2 separate regions of the Homo sapiens genome follow, and region 1 is linked to region 2. A link is a contact called in ENCODE Hi-C or POLR2A ChIA-PET data. All regions are on one chromosome and are shown on one strand. Each heading gives the region's core, a stretch centred on a gene start or an enhancer-like site at or near the end of the contact. The rest is flanking DNA. Distances are from core to core; before and after follow the strand shown. Region 1 overlaps MALT1 (MALT1 paracaspase). Region 2 overlaps ALPK2 (alpha kinase 2).

What was found. Hi-C counts contacts between places; a loop is a spot of excess contacts on that map. ChIA-PET counts read pairs that join two places held with the same protein, here RNA polymerase II (POLR2A). Pooled maps may share reads with other maps.
Region 1: a pooled map shows a loop between it and region 2 (3-fold over the local background). The contact joins two enhancer-like sites. A Hi-C loop is called at or near these places in 4 of 168 maps with a recorded cell type or tissue (A673, CD4-positive, alpha-beta T cell, endothelial cell of hepatic sinusoid and 1 more) and 12 of 50 pooled maps. POLR2A ChIA-PET finds 5 or more read pairs at or near these places in 9 of 52 experiments (CD4-positive, alpha-beta T cell, CD4-positive, alpha-beta memory T cell, HEK293 and 4 more).

The regions. Positions count from the first base shown.
Region 1 is chr18:58,691,122-58,694,252 of GRCh38, reverse strand. The region is part of intron 2 of MALT1 (MALT1 paracaspase); the gene reads right to left. All of the region lies in intron 2 of LOC105372146 (a long non-coding RNA gene), which reads left to right. It also overlaps the pseudogene MRPL37P1. Among named protein-coding and RNA genes, the nearest start is that of MALT1-AS1, 21 kb to the right of the region's middle. Within about 2 kb of position 1,277, at least 3 of the 41 ENCODE cell types and tissues checked have a DNase peak (open chromatin) inside an H3K27ac peak, as active enhancers do; they include CD4-positive, alpha-beta T cell, where a contact is called at or near this core.
Region 2 is chr18:58,613,821-58,617,123 of GRCh38, reverse strand. All of the region lies in intron 1 of ALPK2 (alpha kinase 2), which reads left to right. Among named protein-coding and RNA genes, the nearest start is that of ALPK2, 14 kb to the left of the region's middle. RefSeq lists an enhancer at 1,512-1,581. Within about 2 kb of position 1,288, at least 9 of the 41 ENCODE cell types and tissues checked have a DNase peak (open chromatin) inside an H3K27ac peak, as active enhancers do; they include CD4-positive, alpha-beta T cell, where a contact is called at or near this core.

The DNA of each region.
Region 1 (3,131 bases), core at 28-2,527, 77 kb before region 2:
CTAGCACATTTGAGGGCCTCGAGAAGCCCTAGAAAATCTTTAGTAAATATAGTAGAGCCTCTCAGAATTTTAAACTCTTGCCAAGGGAGGACATTCATATTCATTAATCCTTTATGTCGAGGCCAAGTTAGTACAGGACGGATGAAGTTCAGAATTTTTCTGAAATCTGTGATACATGTTGGTAGGAAAGGTGGAAAATGGGATAAGCACTCTTGCTGAAGCCAGCAAATTCATAACACTGTATTTTAATGTCCCCACATTTACCATTCATCTGCCAGGAGAGTTTTACATCACAACTTTAAAATACAAAGATTCTGATTTCCCAAGTTTCGATGTGACAGGAAAAAGTTGCAACAATGACAAAAGAGAACAAGTAATAAATCTAAAAAATATAGGAGTTTTGGCTATCCTGGCTTTAAATTTGAATGTCCTATAGCCACCACCAATTTTATATGTCCCAAATCCCTTCTGACACAAAATCTACTCCTCTGCCAGTCCCCACAGTTTCCCCATCTCAAAGATGGTAAACCAGTCTTACTGCCTACCACCATCCATCTGGTTACTCAGGACAAAAACTTTGCAGTTTCTTAGCATCATTCTTAAGGGCCCTAGGATTTTCAGAATGGTAAATGGGCACTGGCTTCAACGTAAAGTTGTCAGCTGCATTGGCCCCTAACAAGAGTCAGCCAGGCACTGACTTCTCTCTAGCTATCAAAGTTCTAGATGACATCTTCTTCCAATAGAAGGCTGTTTCATCTACACTGAAAAATCTGTTTATTATAGCCATTTTCTTTAATTATCTTAGCTAGATCTTTTATTGCTTTTTTGTTTTGAGACAAGGTCTGTCTCTGTTACCTAGGCTGGAGTGCAGTGTCATGATCTCGCTCACTGCAACCTCCGCCTTCCAGGTGTAAGCAATTCTCCCACCTCAGCCTCCCGAGTGGCTGGGACTACAGGCAGGTGCCACTGTGCCTGGCTAATTTTTTGTATTTTTTGCAAAGACGGGGTTTCACCATGTTGCCCAGGCTGGTATCAAACTCCTAAGCTCAAGCAATCCTCCTGCCCTGGCCTCCCAGAGTGGTGGGATTATAGACACCATGATCAATTACGAGCCACCATGCCTGGCATTAGCTAGATCTTCTGGATGACTTGCTGCAGCTTCTCCACTAGTACTTGCTGCTTCACTTTGCACTTTTATGTTACAGAGACAGCTTATTTCCTTAAACCTCATGAACCAACTTTTCTTCCGCAGCTTCCTCACCTCTCTGTCTTCACAGAAATGAGGCGAGTTAGGGCCTCACTCTGGATTAGGCTTTGGCTTAGGGGCATGCTGTGGCTGGTTTGATCTATCCAGACTACTATAACTTTCTCCATCTCAGCAATAAGGCTGTTTTGCTTTCTTATCATTCGTGTGTTCACTGAAGTAGCATTTTTAATTACCTTCAAGAACTTTTCTTCTGCATTCGCAACTTGGTTAACTGGCACAAGAGGCCTAGCTTTTCAGCCTATCTCAGCTTTTGATATGCCTTCCTCATTAAGTAAAATCAATTCTAGCTTTTGATTTAAAGTGAGAGACATGTGACTCTTCCTTTCACCTGAACACTTAGAGATCACTGTAGGGTTATTAATCAGCCTAATTTCAATATTGTTGTGTGTCACTGTTCTTTCACTTGAACACTTAGAGACGATTGTAGGGTTATTAATCAGCTTAATTTCAATATTGTTGTGTCTCAGGGAATAGGGAGGCCCAAAGAGGGAGTGGGGAGGTGGGAGAGGAAGAGGGACAGGGAGGGAGGGAGGGAGGGAGGGAGAGAGTGAGAGAGAGAGAGAGAGAGAGAGAGAGAGGAATGGCCAGTCGGTGGAGCAGTTGGAATACACATGACATTTATCAATTAAGCTCAACTTCTTATAGTGGCATAATTTGTGGCACCCCAAAACAATTATAATAGTTTTTTTTTCCTTTGCAATGCAAGGGCTCTTTATTGTCAGTGAGACCACCAGGCTAGATGAGCACTGAGGCTCCAGGGGGACCCCAGGCCCTCTTCAGTGGGAGAAGGCAAAGGTGGGTTTCGGGCCTCAGAATGGTCCTTGGCTCACGTAGCACCATGTAAATACAGAGCTAAAAACTTCCTGGATGTCTCCCACTGGAAACCAGTCAGCCCAACGCATTCCACAACCACCCTCTTTTTTTTTTTTTTTTTTTTTTTTTGAGACGGAGTCTCGCTCCGTCGCCCAGACTGGAGTGCAGTGGCGCGATCTTGGCTCACTGCAACCTCTATCTCCCAGGTTCAAGCAATTCTCCTGCCTCCATCTCCTGAGTAGCTGGGATTACAGGCACGTGCCACCATGCCTGGCTAATTTTTTGTTGTTTTTTTTTTTTGAGACGGAGTCTCGCTCTGTCACCCAGGCTGGAGTGCAGTGGCGCAATCTCGGCTCACGGCAAGCTCCGCCTCCCGGGTTCATGCCATTCTCCTGCCTCAGCCTCCTGAGTAGAGTAGCTGGGACTACAGGCGCCCGCCACTACGCCCAGCTAATTTTTTGTATTTTTAGTAAAGACGGGGTTTCACCACGTTAGCCAGGATGGTCTCGATCTCCTGACCTCGTGATCCACCCACCTCAGACTCCCAGTGTTGGGATTACAGGTGCGAGCCACTGGGCCCGGTCCCACCTTCTTTTTTATCACTGGGAGACACCAAAAATGCTGAGAGAGTAGCTGGCATGATTCCACCCAGACCAAACTCTTGCCACACTTGTTAAGAGGCCAGGTCTGTGGTGTTCTACTGTAACACCAGGAAATGGAATGCACGTCCGTCTGTGCATGTACTCTGCACAACCACGGGCTGCTCCGAGATCTTGGTGTCATTGCCACAGAGGAGCTGGGCCTGAGCCAGGGCAATGCCAAAAGCAAACAGGATCATCTTGGCCCACAGCTGATCTGGTTGAAGGCTATGTGGTTGCAAATCGGCTTTCTCCAGGAAGTGCAGGATATGGAGATAGGGGTAAGGATAGCCCTCCCAGAATCCTGTGTCATCTTTCACATCAGAAACATTGCATTCCTGAAGATCAGTAGTGGGGAGAGGGGACAGAAGGCCTCGAGAACATGATTTTTAGTAGCTTCAACCTCTTCTCTG
Region 2 (3,303 bases), core at 39-2,538:
TTTTTCTCTGCTCTCCCACCACCACAACAACAATCATCAACACGGAAGAAGAGGAAGACTTCCGTGACCAAAGTTGTGGTGGATTTACCCCATACGCCAAGCTGCAGACACTGGTGGGTGTTCTCGGCTTCAGTTCTGACTCTGTCCACCTGGAGATAGTGTCAGATCCCACAGGTTGTGGGCCCAGTCCCCAAGGCTACTCCTCACCCACCCCCCAAGCCCCCGGAACACCAGCTGCAAGTCAAGGCTTCTGGAACTTCTGACTGACTGGCTTCAAGTTGGGGTTCCCATGAGCACCTCTTGGGGTTAATTTGCCAGAGTAGCTCACAGAACTCAGGGAAACACATTTACTGGTTTATTACAAAGGTTATTTTAAGGATACAAGTAAACTGCCAGATGCAGAGAACCACAGGCGATTTTGCAGAGATCCATAGGCGATTTGCAGGAGCTTCTGTCCCCATGGAGTTGGGATGTGCCACCCTCCCAGTGTGTGGATGAGTTCTTCACCTCCTGTCAGCCTCCACGTGTTCAGCTCTCTGGAAGCTCCCCAGACCCTGTCCTTTTGGGTTTTTATGGAGGCTTCGCTACATAGGCACGATTGACAACTATGTAGAAATGTGATTGGACAAAAAGCACCTGATCTGAACCCAGCAAGGCCTGTCTGTTCAGACTTTTCTTGGCATTCGTTTCTCTGTGTGGCATTCTTTCCTCTAGAGTAAGAGGCAGGAATGAGGGTCTTTTGGAATAAGGGCCTTTTGACCACAGAGTCCTGCCTTGGACAGGTAAAAGAAGGATAGAAGGTCAGAGAGAGAGATTCTGTTTCCCAAGGCCAAAAGTGCCCCAACATTATAACAAGGACTATGGGAGTTAGGAGCCAGGAACTGTGGATGGAAACCAATAAATATACAGATATATCATAACACCATAACCACACAGCAAAAAAAGAAAAGAAAAAAGGCAAATCCAGCATTCTTTCCAATTAACACATTGTTTTCCCAAGGTCATCTGTGAAGCCTACCACAAACTCCTCCACTAATACCAATAATTCAATATTGATTGTTCATCTCTAGCAGAGAATGATAAATCTGTCATCAAGGGTTCTCACCTTCAGAGAAGCCACGAAACACGAGCCACAGCCTGACTTAACTGTCCTTTTCCTCTCCAGAGTACAGTCAGTGCTCTGTGGCTCAGATATGTGGTCACTAAACTGACTATGTGAGTCAAATAGTGTGTGTTTGTCAGTATTTTCACATGTGGGACAACACTGTCAGGAAGTCATCACCTGGGGAGGAGTCACAGATGACACAGAAGCTCCTCAACGTCAGCCCAGCTCTTGACAGCTGGATTTATCCTTTCCTCCTTCTCCATCCATAGCAGTGATCTCCAGGAATGAGAATGGAAGGTCATGTCCTGTAAATTACTATTGCAGGTGACAATTACACCCAGAGACATTTTTACACATTAGTTGGTATATCACTTTAAAAAAGAATCATTGTGGTAACCCACAGCAGAAAAGGAAACTGATGAAACAAGTGAACTCTTTCCTTATACTACGCTGATTACCATTATGAAAACTAATTATGTAACAGATATTTACAAGGCAATTGACATACATTATTCTAATCCTTAGACTATTATCATTCCCTCCTTTTACAGATGAGAAGGTAGGTTCAATGCCTTGCCTTATAATTGGCAGAGCTGGATGTAGATTTGTTCCTGGCAGGTGGCAAAGCCTGTATTGTGTTCACAGTTCTATGGGGCCTCCTGGTCAGGAGGGTGTTTTCTTGCTATGAGAGCTGCCCTGCCCGCCACTGTCCCCCTCCATTTGAGTAACTTCCCTAGGAATATGAAGAGTGGGGTAGTCATCCCTCTGTCTCAACAGTTGCTTCTGAAAAGCATTGCTGATTGGCCACAAAAAGGAATGAGGTACTGATACAGGTGACAATATGGTCAAACCCCAAAAACATTGTGTTAAGTGAAAGCTTCTATTTATATAAAATGTCCAGAATAGGCCGGGCTCTGTGTCTTCTGCCTATAATCCTAGCATTTTGGGAAGCCAGGTGGGAGGATTGCTTGAGCCCAGGCATTCAAGACCAGCCTGGGCAATGTAGTGAGACCCTGTCCCTACAAAAAAAAAAAAAATCCATAATAGACAAATACATACAGACAGAAAGTAGATTAGTGATTGCCTCTGGCTGTGTGTGTTGGGGGGGAGGGTGGAAATGGGGAGATGAGGAGGTAAAAGGGGTGTAGGGATTCTCTAGAGTAATGAGAATGCTCTAAAATGGATTGTGGTGACGGTTGCACAATTCTGAATATAGTGAAAGCCATTGAATTGTACAACTTAAATGAGTAAATTGTGTATGGTATGGTAATTATATCTCATTAAGGCTGTAAGAGAGCTGGGCATGGAGGCTCAAGCCTCTAGTCCCCACTACTCAGGAGGCTGAGGTGGGAGGATGGCTTGAGCCCAGGAATTCAAGACCAGCCTTGGGCTGGTATTAAATCTGGTTTTTTAAAAATACCAATTGATATCCATTCCGTAACCACCAAATGTACCCGTAACCTAATCTGGAATGGAGGTATTTATTTGCTATCTAGCAGATGAATTTTCTTCCTGTGCTGTGCAACTAATTTGCCATTATGCTGAGAGGGGATTACTATGCTCTGAAATACCACATGTATGAACCGGAGCCCCATGTCATCCAGCCTCTGCACAGCTACATTTAAGAAGTTCTATAACCAAAAATAATTGGAAATGTAAGTCATTTGTTAAAGAATGTCAAAAGGACCCAATTCACAATCACAATGCATAGTTTCTGAAAAATCTTCAGTTCAGCCTCTCTTGCTCAGTCTTCCACACCTGTCCCAGCAGGTATGTCTCTCAAACCTCTCTCCCATCTCATGTGTTCTGCCCCACACCCAAGCAGTTTTCTCTCTTTTCAGTGCCACCATGTCACTTCTTCAACATTACGGCTCTTTCCACCCATCATGTAAGTTAATTTAACTTCAGGTTTAAGCACAAAGTTGCTTCCTGCACACACTCTCCCTGAGGAAGGGAAGGCAGTGTATTCCCCTTAATTAATTTATTTTTTAACCCTGATATTTACAGAGTGTAGGTGCTTTATGGAGGGGCAGTTTGGGAACACTTTTTGGGAAATACAGTTCACACCATATTTCTAAACAGAACATCTTGAGATTAAGGAAATGCTGTGGGAACTTCCAAAGCAGCAGGAGTGATCTCAAAAGAAAGCACTAGAGGCATTTGTGAGCAGAATGCTCCAAGGGCAGCATCCACCAAGC